Linked DNA regions of Mus musculus: region 2 is linked to region 1. The links are chromatin loops, found by intact Hi-C in ENCODE. Cell type or tissue: left cerebral cortex. All regions are shown on one strand.

Evidence for each region. A loop is a pair of places that touch in the nucleus more often than their neighbours do. Peaks named below come from ENCODE experiments on the same cell type or tissue, not always from the same donor. Only the 100,000 strongest peaks of a DNase experiment are listed, where the experiment ranks them.
Region 2: a loop joins it to region 1, with 2.4 times the contacts of the local background. A loop is called at or near these places in 7 of 42 quality-filtered maps.

The regions. Positions count from the first base shown.
Region 1 is chr14:27,026,433-27,034,432 of GRCm38, reverse strand. No RefSeq gene overlaps it. Among named protein-coding and RNA genes, the nearest start is that of Il17rd, 8.6 kb to the left of the region's middle. In left cerebral cortex, CTCF peaks have their summits at 3,101 (motif pointing left) and 4,466 (motif pointing right); DNase peaks (open chromatin) are centred at 3,101 and 4,493.
Region 2 is chr14:26,664,541-26,672,540 of GRCm38, reverse strand. Pde12 (phosphodiesterase 12) reads left to right here and starts at 2,695. Exons shown (of 3, transcript NM_178668.3): 1 at 2,695-4,293; 2 at 6,085-6,163; 3 at 6,574-8,000. The coding sequence starts at 2,989. The coding sequence ends at 7,016. It overlaps Mir7672 (microRNA 7672), which reads left to right and starts at 2,933; the gene lies at 2,933-2,994. In left cerebral cortex, CTCF peaks have their summits at 1,416 (motif pointing right), 3,106, 3,307 and 4,891 (motif pointing left); DNase peaks (open chromatin) are centred at 2,822, 3,416, 3,972, 5,408 and 1 more place; H3K4me3 peaks cover 3,776 bases; H3K27ac peaks cover 1,614 bases.

The sequences.
Region 1 (8,000 bases):
GCTTCCAACTTTGTTCACTACTTCCAAACTGCTCTCCATAAAATCTAGCCGTCTGTGTACAGGCCACTCTCCTAGTCTGTACCTGCAAAATTATGCGTGTGTCGTCGTGAGGCCAGTGATGAGAGCAGTATGCAGGGCCAGAGACCGACCGGATTTCTCTTTCTAAAAAGGTAGCAATACTTCAAGTTCATTTCAAATAAAATCCTTCACAAAACAATTTTAAGCTCATAGAAGTAGTACAGAAATCGTTCACAGAGTACCAAAAATAATTTTCATTCAAATTCTCCAAAGATTTACCCCTATGTAACCAGAGTACAATTGTTGAAGCCAGAACCTTAATGCAATATATGACATAGTTATCCACAGATTTTAGAGCGTCATCATTGTTCCGGCTGTTTCAGTAAAAAAGAAAGTAAAAAAAATCTAGAGTAAGCAGAGCAGTGGTGGTGATCCCAATACGTGGAGGCAGAACCAGGCAGGTCTCTGTGAGCTTGAGGCTAGCCTGGTTTACAGAGCAAGTTCCAGGACTGCCAGGGCTACACAGAGAAACACTGTCTAGAAAACAAACCAAAAGCTGGACGTGGTGGTGCACGCCTTTAATCTCAGCACTCGGGAGCCAGAGGCAGGAGGATTTCTGAGTTCAAGGCCAGCCTGGTCTACAGAGTGAGTTCCAGGACAGCCAAGGCTACACAGAGAAACCCTGTCTCAAAAAACCAAAACAAAAAACAAAAAACAACAAAAAAAAATCACCACCACCAACAGAGAAAGATCAAGTTTAATGAGGAAAGACACCAGACATTGATCTTTGGTTTACAAAAGAGCATCTGCACACACAAGCACATATGCACACACCAGACATTACCTATCTATCTATCTATCTATCTATCTATCTATCTATCTATCTATCTATCTATCTATCTATCTGCCTATCTATCTGTTTATCTATGAAAACATAAAAAGTATAGTATTGAATGAATTCCAGTATACTTCATACCCAGTTTTCCCTATAAGATCCCCACCTCCAGTGCTGGGTATGAAGCTCCGGGCTGCCTGGTAGAGATAAGCTACGAAACCTCTAAGAATGAACCCCGTGTTTCATCCTGGCCTCTATTGTTGATATTGCTATGACATATTTGCTCTGTTGTTTTGTTTATTTGTTGTGTTTGGTTTTTCAGTGCCGAAAAGATGGAACCCAGGGCCTCAAACATTAGGCTAGATATGTATTCTACCGAACCCCATAGGTCCTAGAATTGATGAATTCATGTGCTTTCAAACACCTGCCCCCCTCGTGTGTGTGTGTGTGTGTGTGTGTGTGTGTGTGTAGATCAGAGGCAAACCCTCTGGAGTCAGTTCTTCCATCCATCACGAATGTCCATCACAAAGGATGGAGGGCACATTTACTCACTAAACTGTCTCCCCCGTGCCAGCTTTCCAAGTTTTTAAGTGAGGCTACTTTCTGTTTCACAATCAAGACTCCACAGTACATTTAGTTATCTGACTTTATTAGGCTGCTCCTTGTTGTGACTGTTTCTCAGACTTTCTGTTTGGCGACCTTAAGGGTTTTTTGAAGAGTGCACATTAGATGTTTTGAGGACTAGCCTCAAAGCGCATTGTCTAAAGTGGGCTGAAGGTTTCCAACCGGGGACCAGAGCATTGAAATGCACGCCCAGTCCAGAATACCACCTTGTGTTCAATCACCATCTCTTCAGACTTCTCCGATTTATCCATGTCTTTCAGTCTTTGTATTTTCCCTGCCTAGCTCTTGAATAAACCATTTCTCCAAGAATCTATGACTCCTGTATTGAGTCTCACACTTATACACTATGTTCTAGCTGTATGCCTTGCTACTAGAAATCTCACCACTCCTAGGCCTTCTCAGGGTATATTACAGGATATATATTTATGTCTGTTAATGTATGCATATATGTATTTATTTACATGTACATAATTTATCTACTTCTCTTTGCATGTATATATGTACCTCGAGTTCCTTAAATAATCTGAATTCTAATCTAATACCACAGGTTCATTGTAGCCTTTCATTCTATCTCATCATTTTTTTCTTGCCATAAGGAGATATTTGTCTTTTATAATTCACAACACAGTCTACCAGCACCATAACATATCTGGGGGTTTACAGAGCAATGTATTAAGCCAAATCAGACATCCTCAAATCATTGCATCTAATTAGGAAGTCATTTCCCAGGAAGGCAAGCTCAATGGGGAGTGCCCAGGGAATTCCCTGGTGTTATGACATATCTCCATGAGGCAGATGACCTAACTGAAACTTGGAGAGGTTTACTGCAAATGCACTATAATGTTTCAAAGACTGTGCCATAGATACAGTGTGTCTTTGGAATTAGGGATTGTTACTGGTGCCGGTTTCCCTCGAATCACTCTGCCAATCAGTAAGTGGAAGCAGTTTCTCCCCATCACACCTATTAACTCTCTGAAATCATTTTTGCTTTTCTTTCCTTCTCTCTTTCTTTCTTTCTTTCAAGATTTATTTATTTTATATGTGTGAGTACACTGTCACTGTTGCTGTCTTCAGACACACCAGAAGAGGGCATCAGATCCTATAAGAGACGGTTATGAGCCACCATGTGGTTGCTGGGAATTGAACTCAGGACCTGTGGAAGAGCAGTCAGTGCTGAGCCATCTCTCCAGCCCCGTTTTTGCTTTACTTTCCAGTAAATTTGAAATCTGCTGGCCTAGAGATCTTAATCTCAAAGGGAGTCTAGTGATGACTCCATTGGATTGAAAGGTCAGGCTGTCACAAGGCCATTTTGCCACTGAAAGGCATTTCTTTCTTGGCTGGAGTGACTGATCCCTAATTCAAAGGGGAATTTAGTGTTTCTCACAGCAGGGGCAAAGATCATGATCTCTGGAATTAGGGACTCTTGGGTACAGCACTCAATATTTCCATGACCGCTGAAAATGTTAATAGAAACTTAGCAACCAAAAATGGCAGAGCCAAGGCTGGATACACGGCTTAGCCATTAAGAGCACTGATTGTTCTTCCAGAGGATCAGGTTTAACCGCCAACATCTACAAGGTAGCTCACAACTGTCTCTAACTCCAGTTCCAGGGGATCCAGTGCCCTCTTCTGGCAGGTTTGGGAACTGCAGGTATGTGGTACACAGCCGTACATATAGACAAAACACCTATAGCTTAACATTATGTATGTATGTATGTATGTATGTATGTATGTGACCAAGCCCACTCAGTCAGTCAACAGGTTTTCCAGCTCAGGAGTGAGGATTAAAAAGAAGAAAGATAGTTAGACAACATTGTAGCATGACCCCAGTCAACTCTGAGACTGAAGGCAAATTTAATTTTCCCAATCCATGTTTTATACCTTTTTAATTACATGCACGTATTCAGGGCAAGTAGTACAAAGAGGGCTCAAGCAAGACAATAGTCAAGGAACAAGCAAGCCAATAAACACAAAGCCCCATGATCACTCCGGTGATCACTGTTTCTAAGGATGATCAAGATATCTGAGCCTACTTCTTTGTTCTACTCTAAAACCAGATTCTTACTGCCTTGTCCTTGGCCAATGTCAGGTCCCTGTCTGGACTTACTTCTTTGTCATGGCCTAATGTCAGATTCCTGCCAAGCGGTACCCCAAAAGGTTCTCCATATGTATGTATGTGTGTATGTGTGTATGTTTGTGTGTGTGTGTGTGTGTGTGTGTGTGTATGTATGTGTATTGAAAAGCAGGACTACTGGGTATTCAGAGTTTGGGGAATTGAGGTTTGAGTCTGTTCATCAATTAAAGAGTTCCAACCAGGTTCCAACCATGGGGACACATCTTTTAATCCTAGCACTTGGGAGGCAGAGGCAGGCAGATTTCTGAGTTTGGGGCCAGCCTGGTCTACAGAGTGAGTTCCAGAACAGCCAGGGCTACACAGAGAAACCCTGTCTCGAAAAACAAAACAAAACAAAAATTTAGTCCTTTGTGGGTAGGGTTGGGGGAGGGGTTGAAACAGGGTCTTAATGTAGCTCACACTGGCCTTGAACTCACTACGTAGCTGCCTTGAACTCCTGATGCTTCCTTTATCTCTGAGATGCTGGGATTCCAGATTTGCATCTCCGTGCCTGGCTTTAGTTTAGATTTTAAATAACCGGTGGGACAGTGACTAATTAATATAGCTAGCAATACATACAATTGCTGTTGGGACTGCTTGTTTGTTTTGGAAAGAGCTTCTCGCAAAAGATGAGGGCATCTTCATTCCTGCAATGGCTGTGTCCTATTAGGTGGAGTCATAGACCTTCGGACGTGTGAGAGGAACACACGGAAGGCGAGTACTCTAAGGGAAGTGCTTATACTAGTTATCAGTTTGTTGCCTCTTAGGTTCAAAATTCACCCATCATTAACCGTTAGGCAAAACTGAATGAAGCTGGTCTCCCGTTTTCCTTTGTCAGCTAGCGTTATACTGTACTTGTCAGTAGAGGGCGATAAAGAGACGCCACACGAAGAAAAGCACGCTCTTGCTGAAGCGTTCCTGCAATCTAGCGGGTCCTTCAAGGCCTCTTCTCCAGCGAGTTCTCCATCACCACTGGGTGGCTTTTCCAGCTCCTGAAGTGGAGGCTGGTTCTATAATATCCAGCTCTGCTACGTATGCAGCATTCCCCATACCAGATTTTACAAAAGCTGCCTCTTGCAATGCACAGCAGCCAGAAGTGCCAGTAGCCAGAGCCTCTCTCGTTCTCAGTGGCTCTCAAGATAGCACAGTGTCAAAGCAAGTTCTCTGTCACCCAGGGAAGCATGGCTGCCCTCCCCAGATCCAGGTTTCTGCTCTGGCAGAGGGGATCTACTTTGGGTTGTTTTTCTCAGCCCTAAGCAGTAGCTGTTGCTTTTCTTGTTTTCTTTTGAGAGGAAGAGGGCTTTAAGACTCAAAATCTTCCTGCTTTATTTTCCTAACTGCAGGGCTTACAGTTGTATCCTGCAACCTTCCTTTTTGTTTGTTAGTTAGTTAGCTAGTTAGTTAGTTTGTTTGATTTTTTCAAGACAGGGTTTCTCTGTGTAGCCCTGGCTGTCCTGGAACTCACTCTGTAGACCAGGTTGGTCTCCAACTCAGAAATTCTCCTGCCTCTGCCTCCCAAGTGCTGGGATTAAAGGCGTACACCGCCACTGCCGGACTACAACCTTCTTTAAAAATATATTCTAATCTTTTTTTCTGAGAATTTCAATTATATACCCTTAAGGGTTCCCTCTATTTATTACTTACCAGTTCCTCCTTTTTCTTATTTCTTATTTTAGTCATTAGTTCCTTGTATTATTTTTTTCCTGTTTAAATCATGTGGCTTCTGTCTACTAATTGGACCCAGACTAGTCTGTACCTGAGATAATTCCAGAATTGCTCAGTGGCTCCCCAGTGAGAGCTCTGGGGAGAAATAAACCTGAGTTAGGAAGGTGTAAGAAAGACTTCAGTACCCTGGAGCCCCCATTCGCTTTGAGATCGTGCATACAGCACACTCCACCTCCCTTGTTGTAACACACGCAGCAGCCTAGTTCCTTCTCCCTGTGTGCACATACCCCTCTCCAAACAACTCACTTAGCATCTTCAGAAGCCCCTTAAAATCTCACCTATGTCAGAGATACACTTCCTCCCATCTCTGAACAGTGTATGAGTTCCCCCGTCACTTACAACGATCAAAGTAAGGCAGCTTCTATTCAAGCATATCCCTAATATCCAAATATAAAGAATGTAAGGGCTAAGCCGGCCTGACCTGATTTTGAGTGCTTAGGCAGTGAGCAAAACTGCGCTCTGTAGTAGAGAGAATCCCCCATTTCCCACCCTAACACACATAATTGGGCATGCATATGATTACAATTAAAGGTATTATGGGAAGGGCTGAACACATAACCCAGACTATCAACTGAAATAGAGAAGCCTAGAAACCATCCCTCATTCTCTTGAGCCACCTAAAAAGAAGGCTGGAACAATAACACAGCCCTGGATACTCCTGCTCACGGGGCTCCACGTCTGTCTTGATTGTATATCTTTCCTTGACCTATATTATCTCTTTGCTCCAAATAAAATTATCTTGCCTTTTTTTGCAAATCTATGTGAGCCCTCACTTCTAGTTCTTTAGCTAAGAGGCCAAAAGCCTGGAAACACCCAACCCAGACGCTACCACTGGTGACAAATTTAGCTACACTACCACAACAGTCCTGCTCCATCTTTGGCGATGTTTTAGCTTCCCATGAGCATATGCTAAAGACATGCTTTATCACTGAGCCACACCTACCCTCAAGCCTCTTTTAAGAGAATGTTATCCGTGCTGGGTGGTGGTGGCAAACGCCTTTAATCCCAACACTTGTGAGGCAGAGGCAGAAGGATTTCTGAGTTCGAGGCCAGCCAGGGCTACACGAGAAACCCTGTTTCAAAAAGAGAGAGAGAGAGAGAGAGAGAGAGAGAGAGAGAAGGTTATTCCACTCATGAGGGCTCACCCTCAGGAACTAATGTTCCCAAAGGCCCACCCACTCTTGTCACTGTTTCCTTGTCAATTAGGGGTTTGACATAATGAAAGACTCCGAGAGGAGCCCCTCGCTCAGGCCTCAGGACAATAGCAGACACCCAAGAACTCACGACAGACCGAGCTTGTTGCAAACCACATGAGGCTTTATTTGGGGAAAGCCAGAGCTCTGGGGACGACTCATATCCCACGCAGGGGTAGAGGAGTCGTCCTCGAGGGGAAAGAGTTCCCAGTTTTTATAGGCCCTCAGGGGGGAAAGGAGAAGGGGGAGATTAGGGGATTTCCCAGATCTAAACAATGTCTGTTCTCAAGAAATGAGTATGGGAGGGGTACAAGGAAAGAGTCTAATGAAGGTGCAGCAATGGGCACACACCTGGTCAGAACTTTGGCAGACACACAGGTTCAAGGAGTGGCCAGAGCATTGTGCACCTCTATTTTTCTAAATCAGTGAAGCTAGTTCTGCTAACACTGACGTCTATCTTGCCAATTTCAGGGCTTCTGTGTCCTTTTACATTCTGCCAGGATCTTTCAATACAAATCTGGGTGAGGGCTAACAGATATTAGGTCTATACAGTAACATTATTGCTATTAGTGTGAAAAATAAAAGAAACAATCTTGATGTCTGAAAGGAGGAAAGAAAGAAAGAAAGAAAGAAAGAAAGAAAGAAAGAAAGAAAGAAAGAAAGAAAGAAAGAAAGGAGAGAAAGAGAGAAAGAGAGAAAGAGGGAGAGAAGGAAAGGCCATGACTGTTACTAGGCATGGCGGAGGAGAAAGTTTACTATAGATGTGTGGAAGAGCATAGCCAGAGGCAGTTACATCTGGGAGAGTCCAGAGTGATCCCGACCCTGCCTGAACCATGTAGGAGAGGAGTGGGGGAGGGAGAGAGGGGAACCAAGTACAGCAGCCCAGAGGTCAGAGATACAAAAGGGGCGGGCAGCCAAATGTCTGGGTTATATATGGAAGAGCCTCTGTTGAAGGGCAGGTCATGTGCCACCCCCCCAAGTCCCCAACAGAAGGGACTGAGGGATGCTGGGAAAACCTGGAGGCCAGATCTACTCTGATATGTTAAATAGGCACCATGGCTGCTAGACCCCGGTATGACACTTGACAATGTCCATCATCAGAGACATTGCTGAGAGAACAGTGTGGAGAAGCTAACCAGGTAAAGACACAAATTGGGCTGCTTCCATAAGGCAGTGTGACAAGGACAATGGCAACAGCCTTTCCCCAGCATAAAATGTAAGACTTTGAAGTCCACATGGTTGTCATGTTGTCTGCTAATAAAACCAAACCGGTGTGAGTGAAGCTGCCCACGGCTACCTACTACCCACAGTTCATCACTGCACCTCTAGGACCCTGCTTCCCCGACCCACAGTCCACCACTGCCCCTCGAGAACGATGCTTCTCCGATGCACACGGTCAGCTTCCTCTCTGATTTCTGAGTCACAGTATGTCCTACTTGAGAACGACAGCTGATGGAGAACAGACCTCAGGTGTTTGGGGACCTCAGCTTTG
Region 2 (8,000 bases), 360 kb after region 1:
TAGGCAAACACTCTACCACAAGCCTGACTTTTGAATTATGTGGGGAAATAACCCAAACTGATAACAAGTACTGTAGTCTCCCCTCCCCCAGCCTGAAACCTGCTTGCTCAGGGGTGGAGCTTCCTGCTCATTCGTTCTGCCACGCTCACTGCTGGAACCTGCCGCTTTGCTGTTCGGAGCCACACATGTGCTCACCTTTCTACTGGACCCGAGATTATTTGGCGGGAATCGGGTCTCCTCCCCCTTCCTTCATAACTAGTGTCGCGACAATAAAATTTGAGCTTTGATCAGAATGAATTTGTCTTAGCTCCGTTTCTTCTTTCGCCCCGTCTAGATTCCTCTCTTACAGCTCCAGTAGCCATATCAGTCGAACTGTTCATGTTGCGAGCTGCTGGCGGCCGCAACAAAGTACTATTCAAAACTTCTGAATACTATCACCCAAAACTACAGTTTCATTTTGACCCTAAGTATAAATAGTATCTAAGCAAACAGTGTTTACAGCCAATATCATCTACTGTAATGAAAGTAATCAGAGTAAACCAGACTTCACATGAGTACTGGAAGATTTATACATGATACATAGGTAGGCATGATTGTTTGTTTGTTTTTGTTTTTCGAGACAGAGTTTCTTTGTGTAGCCCTGGCTGTCCTGGAACTCACTCTGTAGGCCAGGCTGGCCTTGAACTCATAAATTCGCCTGCCTCTGCCTCCCGAGTGCTGGGATTCAAGGTGTGCGCCACTACGCCCGGCTTGGTAGACATGATTCTTATAGGTATGTTTCTTTCGTATTGATTGGAGGTAGCACTACATAGTCCAGGCTGGTCTAGAACACATGTGCCACCACGCCTAGCTTAGTTTTGTAGTTTTCCTTTTAATTTGAAACTTAAAAGAAAATCATGTGTCTATATTGACACATGTGTTGTGTGTTTTGGGGAGTTGAACATGCACACATATGCTCATGTGTAAAGGTGAGATGTCAATTTCCAGTGTCTTTACTTAGGAAAAACCACCCTGGTTTTTTGAGACAGGTTCTCTCATTGACTTGGAGCTTGTATTTAGGCTAGGTTGTCTGGCCCAGAACCCCAAGGCTCCACCTGTAATCGCAGAGCTGGGAATAGAAGCACATACCATTCTGCCTAGCATTTTCATCTGGGTTCTAAGGATCAAACTTAAATCCTCATTCTTGCATGGCAAACACTATACCAACTATGCTATTTGCAGACTTTCTTTCTCTAAGGCCTTCTTAAATCCTCACAATTGCTAGCCAAGTACTCTTATCACTGAACTGTACCCTTAGTTTGTGTTTCTTCTTCTTTTTTAAAAAATTTTATTTTATCTGTATGAGTACACTGTTGCTGACTTCAGATATACCAAAAGAGGGCATCAGAACTCACTACAAATGGTTGTGAGCCACCCTGTGGTTGCTGAGAATTGAACTCAGGAGAGCAGTCAAGTGCTTTTAATCACTGAGCCATCTCTCCAGCCAGTTTGTGTTTCTTGATATTAAAAATAAAAGTGTTCCTAGTCCTTTCCCTCCAATATGTATTATCAAAATCATACTATTGCTTAATCTCTCAAGTTTCAATTATATAATTACAAATGGGGCTATAAGTCAATTTAATAAAAGTATAGCTTCAGTAGTGGCATTTACAGCTGGGCATGGTGGTGTATGCCTTTAATCCCAGCACTCAGGAGGCAGAGACAGGCAGATCTCAGGAATACACAAAGTAAATCCTGCTTCGAAAACCAAAAACAACAAAAAGGCATTTGCTTATTACTTTCAAGCTTGTGGATTAAAAACAAGCTTTCCACGAGATTTGACATTGTCAGAATACTTCTTGAAAAATAAAAGACCGTGCAAACAAAAGGTCTGGGCTGGCGAAATGGCTCAATGGGTAAAGTTGCTGCCAGGCCTGACAATCTGAGTTCAGTAGAGTTGAAGGGTCTTTCTTACAGACTAGTACTCCCGGGGCTCCCTGTTCCAGTCAGATAGGACTTCGTTTTGGTCTACAAATAAACCAAGATCATTCGTATTAAGAAATAAAACTCTCGGCGAAATTTAATCTTCAAATTAAGTAAAATGGGGAGGGGTTTAGCGTCTTCGTTTAAAGAGTTCTTAAAGTTTTACCTGAGTCCTATAATTTTATTTGCTAAACCTTTCAACCCTACAAAGACAAGGTCTTCCAAGCTCTTTACTACTTAAACCACTAACAGCTTTCGAAAACATGTCTGTACTTTTTCTATCATTTACTATGCTGTGTAGCTTTGACTCAGTCTTCCTGGGTTCCAAGGCGGATAGGAAACCTACCTCAAAACCTAACAACAACAAAAGCGCGAGGCTCAAGTACATTATGCATCTTGTGTTTTGTATCCTCAGAGCTCACAAGCTGGTGGAAGAAGCCGGCGGGCGGCTCGGAGCTCCTTAGCTACCACAAGCTCCACACTTGTCGTGCTTAGCTTCACTCGACCCGCCACACCTCGAAAGACCAGGGAACAGGTCCGCCAACTGTGCAGAGCGGACGTTGCAATCCTGGGGAGGAGGCCGGCGCCTACACACAGCCATAACCGGAGCAACTGGAAATGACAGAAAGCCTAGTGTTTCCCGGAGGCACCGCCCAGTCACTTCCGGTTCCGTAAGCCTATTGTTCCCGCCCTCAGCCTACACTTTCAACAAAACTTCGGGTTCTGGTAGCTCCCTCGGGCACTCTTATATTTCCTTCACTCTTCGCCTTTTACCCATGTTGAATAAAAACACCAAGGCGCTCGAAACTCGAGACCGGCGGTCAAGACAAGAAGGAGCTGGCAAGTGGCCTTGGCGAAAGTGCGAGTCGGGAACACCGCGCGCTTGATGCTCACACCCCGGCTTCTGCTTGCCGCCGACCGGAAGTCCACGGTCTGAATGGGTCTTGTACCCGGCCACGGCCGCTCCTCCCGGTGGACTTGACAGCGGGCGACTCTGGATCTCTGATCTCGTCGGCTGCCAGGTTCATGTGGAGGCTCCCGGGCCGCAGCGCGCTTCGTGGGGTCCGGTCGGTGGTGGAGCGGCGCAGCCGGGCCGAGGCAGGGACTCACGAGGCGGTGCGCGCCATGGAGCGCGCGGTGGTGCGCTGTGTGCCCTCGGAGCCCAAGCTCAGCCTGTCTTTCGCGTTGGCCGACGGCAGCCACAAAAACATGCAGAGGGACCAGAGCGAGCCTCTGGGCCGGGCCCTCAGCCGGATCGCTACCAACGCCCTCAAGGGACACGCAAAGGTAGCGGCCGCCAAGAAGAGCAGGAAGAACCGAGCCCACTCGAGCGGTGGCGCGGCCTGTGAGGCTACAGGGCCTGAGCCGGTTGCGACCTGCGAGCCGGTGGTGAAGCTGTACTACCGGGAGGAGGCGGTGGCCGAGGATGTGCTCAATGTGGACGCCTGGCAGGACGGAGCGGTGCTGCAGATCGGCGACGTCAAGTACAAGGTGGAGCGCAACCCGCCCACCTTCACGGAGCTGCAGTTGCCGCGCTACATCATGGCTGGCTTCCCTGTGTGCCCCAAACTCGGCGTGGAATTTGGGGATCCCGCCAGCTCCGTGTTCCGCTGGTACAAGGAAGTCAAACCCGGGGCGGCAGAACCTGGGGACAGCGGCCCCGCGTCCTCGTCTCACTCTTCGCAGCCTTCAGCTTGGATCGAGACCGGTGTGGACGAGCGCGTCTACACCCCGTGCAATGCAGACATCGGGCTCCGGCTCCGGCTTCACTGTACACCGGGCAATGGGCAGCGCTTCGGGCCAAGCCGGGAGCTAGAAAGCCTGTGCCCGGTGGAGGCCGGGCCTGGCACCTGCACTTTTGACCATCGACATCTGTACACCAAGAAGGTGACGGAGGACTCTTTCATCCGCACTGTCTCCTACAACATCCTGGCAGACACGTACGCCCAGACTGAGTTCTCTCGGACGGTCTTGTACCCGTACTGTGCCCCCTACGCCCTGGAGCTTGACTACCGCCAGAATCTCATACAGAAGGAGCTCACAGGCTACAACGCAGACCTCATCTGTTTGCAGGAGGTGGACCGCGCGGTGTTCTCCGACAGCTTGGTACCGGCCCTGGAGGCCTTCGGGCTGGAGGGCGTGTTCCGAATCAAGCAGCACGAAGGCCTGGCCACTTTCTACCGGAAGTCCAAGTTCAGGCTCCTTAGTCAACATGACATCTCTTTTCAAGAAGCCCTCAAGTCGGACCCACTGCACAAAGAATTACTAGAGAAGCTGGCTTTGAACCCATTAGCACAGGAGAAGGTCCTCCAGAGGTCATCTGTCCTTCAGGTCAAGTAGCTCTGCTTGTTTTCTTCATACTCGCCCAGGATTAGGGGTTGCCGGAGTATAGGGGGTTGGGTATTAGTACTCGTCATTGGAAATACGCATTTCTTTAAAGTGTTTTTGCTCCAGCATCTTGAAAGTGTAGCCTGTTCCTTAATTCAGCACATTTTAACCTCTCCTAGTGTGCCTATCCTGCCGCAGGTTGCCTTCAACAAGATGAATAGAGACATTCCTTAGTGTTTACAATCCAGGTAGACATAGTAACTTGTCACGTACCGTTTTAAGAGCACTTTAAAGCACTCCCAAGTCTAAGTCCCTCCTGTTTTAAGATGTTTCGTCTCTATTGTTAACTAGTGTGTAAGAAAAAGTAATTGGCTTATCTGTTTTTACAGATACTATCCTTTTTTAATAAATGAGAAAATGTTCCTAATGTCCTTATGCTAGTTGAAAGAAGTATGAAGGGCTGGAGAGATGGCTCAGTGGTTAAGAGCACTCACTGCTCTTCCAGAGGTCCTGAGTTCAATTCCCAGCAACCACATGGTGGCTCACAACCATCTGTAATGGGATCTGATGCCCTCTTCTGGTGTGTCTGAAGACAGCAACAGTGTACTCACATATATTAAATAAATAGATAGATAGATAGATAGATAGATAGATAGAATGGGATCTGATGCCCTCTTCTGGTGTGTCTGAAGACAGCAACAGTGTACTCACATATATTAAATAGATAGATAGATAGATAGATAGATAGAAAGAAGTATGAAGCCAGGATTCATAGCCACTTGACAATGTTAGCATTATTGTTCAGGGTGTGAACGTAGCTTTAATCTGTGGGTTTGTGTTTTGTTTTATTTTATTTTGTTTCCTTTGTTGAATTTTGTTGATATTTTTGAGATGAGGTCTCACTGTGTATCGGTGGATGTCCTGAACTGGATATGTAGGCCAGTCTAGCATGAACCACTGAGAGTCACCTGCCTCTTAAGTGCTGGGATTAAAGTTGTGTGCTACTAAGCTCATCGTCTTTAAGGGCATTTTCAGAGTTTTTTATGTAATGGGTTTTGTTCTGAGTAAAGGAATGTCTACCCATTTTCAAGCACCACTGTGTTCTGTGCACTCTTATGTAAGTTCATTTAATTGAATACACACATCTATGAGGGAGGTGATATGGTTTCTTTACCTTACTCCGAGGCACAGTGCTGTAAATGCTAGACTGTTCAAACAGATCTGACTCCAGGACAAGTAAGTGCTTTCACACTTGAAAACAGTTTAATCTTTTTTTTTTCTTTTTTTTTGGTTTTTCGAGACAGGGTCACTCGGTAGACCAGGCTGGCCTCGAACTCAGAAATCCACCTGCCTCTGCCTCCCAAGTGCTGAGATCAAAGGTGTGCGCCACCACTGCCTGGCAGAAACAGTTCAATCTTAAATTTATCAACTACAATGTATTTTTTCATAATGGTGTATATTGGATGGTTACTAAAATGTTATATTTACTCATGTTACATACCTTAAAACTTGTAGTGTCAGATTTAAAACTTGGTGTCTTAGTTTTCAAGAGATTGTGGAATGAAATAGCTCAGCCTGAGAGTCAGGTATTATGGCACCTGCTTTAATCCCAGAACTTTGGAGGAAGAGGCAGATGACTTTTATGAGTTCCAAGGCCAGGCTAGTTTACATAGTGAGTTCTAGGACAGCCAGGAGTATACAGTGAGAAACTGCCTCAAACAACCAACACCAAAACCAAAAATACTTTCAGGAGATCGGCAGACACCAACTGAACATTGATGTTTCCTATTACAGATTTCAGTTCTTCAGTCTACAACAGACTCTTCCAAAAAGATATGTGTTGCTAATACCCATCTCTACTGGCACCCAAAAGGTAGGTTTTCTTTAGCTTTACAATGACTTAAACATTGAGACTCAATGTTATTAAAGCTGTACGCACACACACACACACACACACACACACACACACACACACACACAGGCTAAATATAAAGGTGAAATAATAGCCTGTAGAATCTGAGTGACATTCAAGATAAGAGTTTGATAGGGCTCGGGTTGTGGTACACACATGTAATCAGCTCTGAGGATGCTGTGGCAGGAGGATTTCAAGTTCTAGGCCAACGTGGATTTCAAAACTCTTATCAAAAAATCAAAAGTAAGGTGTGTGTGTTGAATGTAATTCAGGTACCATGATTTGTGGGTGCAATGTGCTCTCAGGGTGGGAGGTGCTTTAAAAAATACTTAGCACTAATTTTGTTTGTTTGTTTGTTTGTTTGTTTGTAGGTGGATACATTCGTCTCATTCAAATGGAAGTAGCCTTGGTTCATATTAGACATGTCTCACGTGATCTCTATCCTGGCATACCAGTTATATTTTGTGGAGACTTTAATAGTACACCATCAACAGGCATGTATCATTTTGTCATCAGTGGCAGCATTGCAGAGGATCATGAAGACTGGGCTTCCAATGGGGAAGAGGAGAGATGCAGCATGCCTCTCTCACACTGTTTCAAACTGAAGAGTGCTTGTGGTGAACCTGCCTACACAAATTATGTCGGTGGCTTTCACGGATGTCTAGATTACATTTTCATTGACTTAAATACTTTAGAGGTTGAACAGGTGATTCCATTACCTAGTCATGAAGAAGTTACCACCCACCAGGCCTTACCTAGTGTTTCTCATCCTTCTGATCACATAGCACTTGTATGTGACTTAAAATGGAAATAGATTTTACTTCACTAACTCTGAAAGGAAGCTAGGAACTGTCCAAAAAAATGTAATATGAAACAAAGCCCATATATCAACCTTCAGTGAGGCAACACCAGACTCAATGGTCATTCCCTACTGGTTATGTTCCAGACGGCTTTGTTACAGAACTAATTCATCTTTGCATCATATAATATCGTTATCCTCCTTTTTAAAATTCCCTACATTTAGAGGAAAACATATTTATGACTAGCAAGAAGAAAATTGAATTATTGTGTACATTTTATAAGTTTTTTTAAGCTGGTAATTACGACTTTTAAGTACTATTTGAATAATCTCAATTTTTCTTTCACAGCACATTTTACATTGAATTATGTTAATATAATTGGGGAAGGAGGGGACATGTAGGTAAAACGTGAGAGACTTCAGAGACACATGGAATACATTAGTCTGTCACTACCTCAATTTGGTTAGAATTTATTATAATTTTGGAGCTTTAACAAAAGATTAAAATGTACCATTACCAATTCTTATAGCTTCTTCGTTTTTCAGTTAGCAAGGTATTTTCCTTCCTGCGTTGTTTTCAGTGTACAAACGACGGTTCAAACGCGTCTACTTTGTCTTCTTACTTGCACTTGAGCTCATTTTAATAGTAGGATACAAGCACAAAAGAGTATTCAAAGGGACGGGGACTTGACTTGATCCCTTGCCTTTGCTCTTACTCATAAAATATAAGCACACAGGGAAAAGGGGAAGCAGGCATGGTGCTTTATAGCTGTAATCCTAGTGCTCAGGTACGTGAGGCAGGACTGCGTCGAGGTCAGTTCTGGTCTGGGTTACACAGTTCAAGGCCAGCTTGGGCTACATACATAGGAAAAAAGGGGACAATGGGTTTTTGTCAATATCTGAAATAAACTTTTTATAGATGTAAGCATTATAGCTTGAGGAACAGAATAGTGCCACATAATTTATATAAAAAATTTGAAGATGAAGCCAACATTTGAA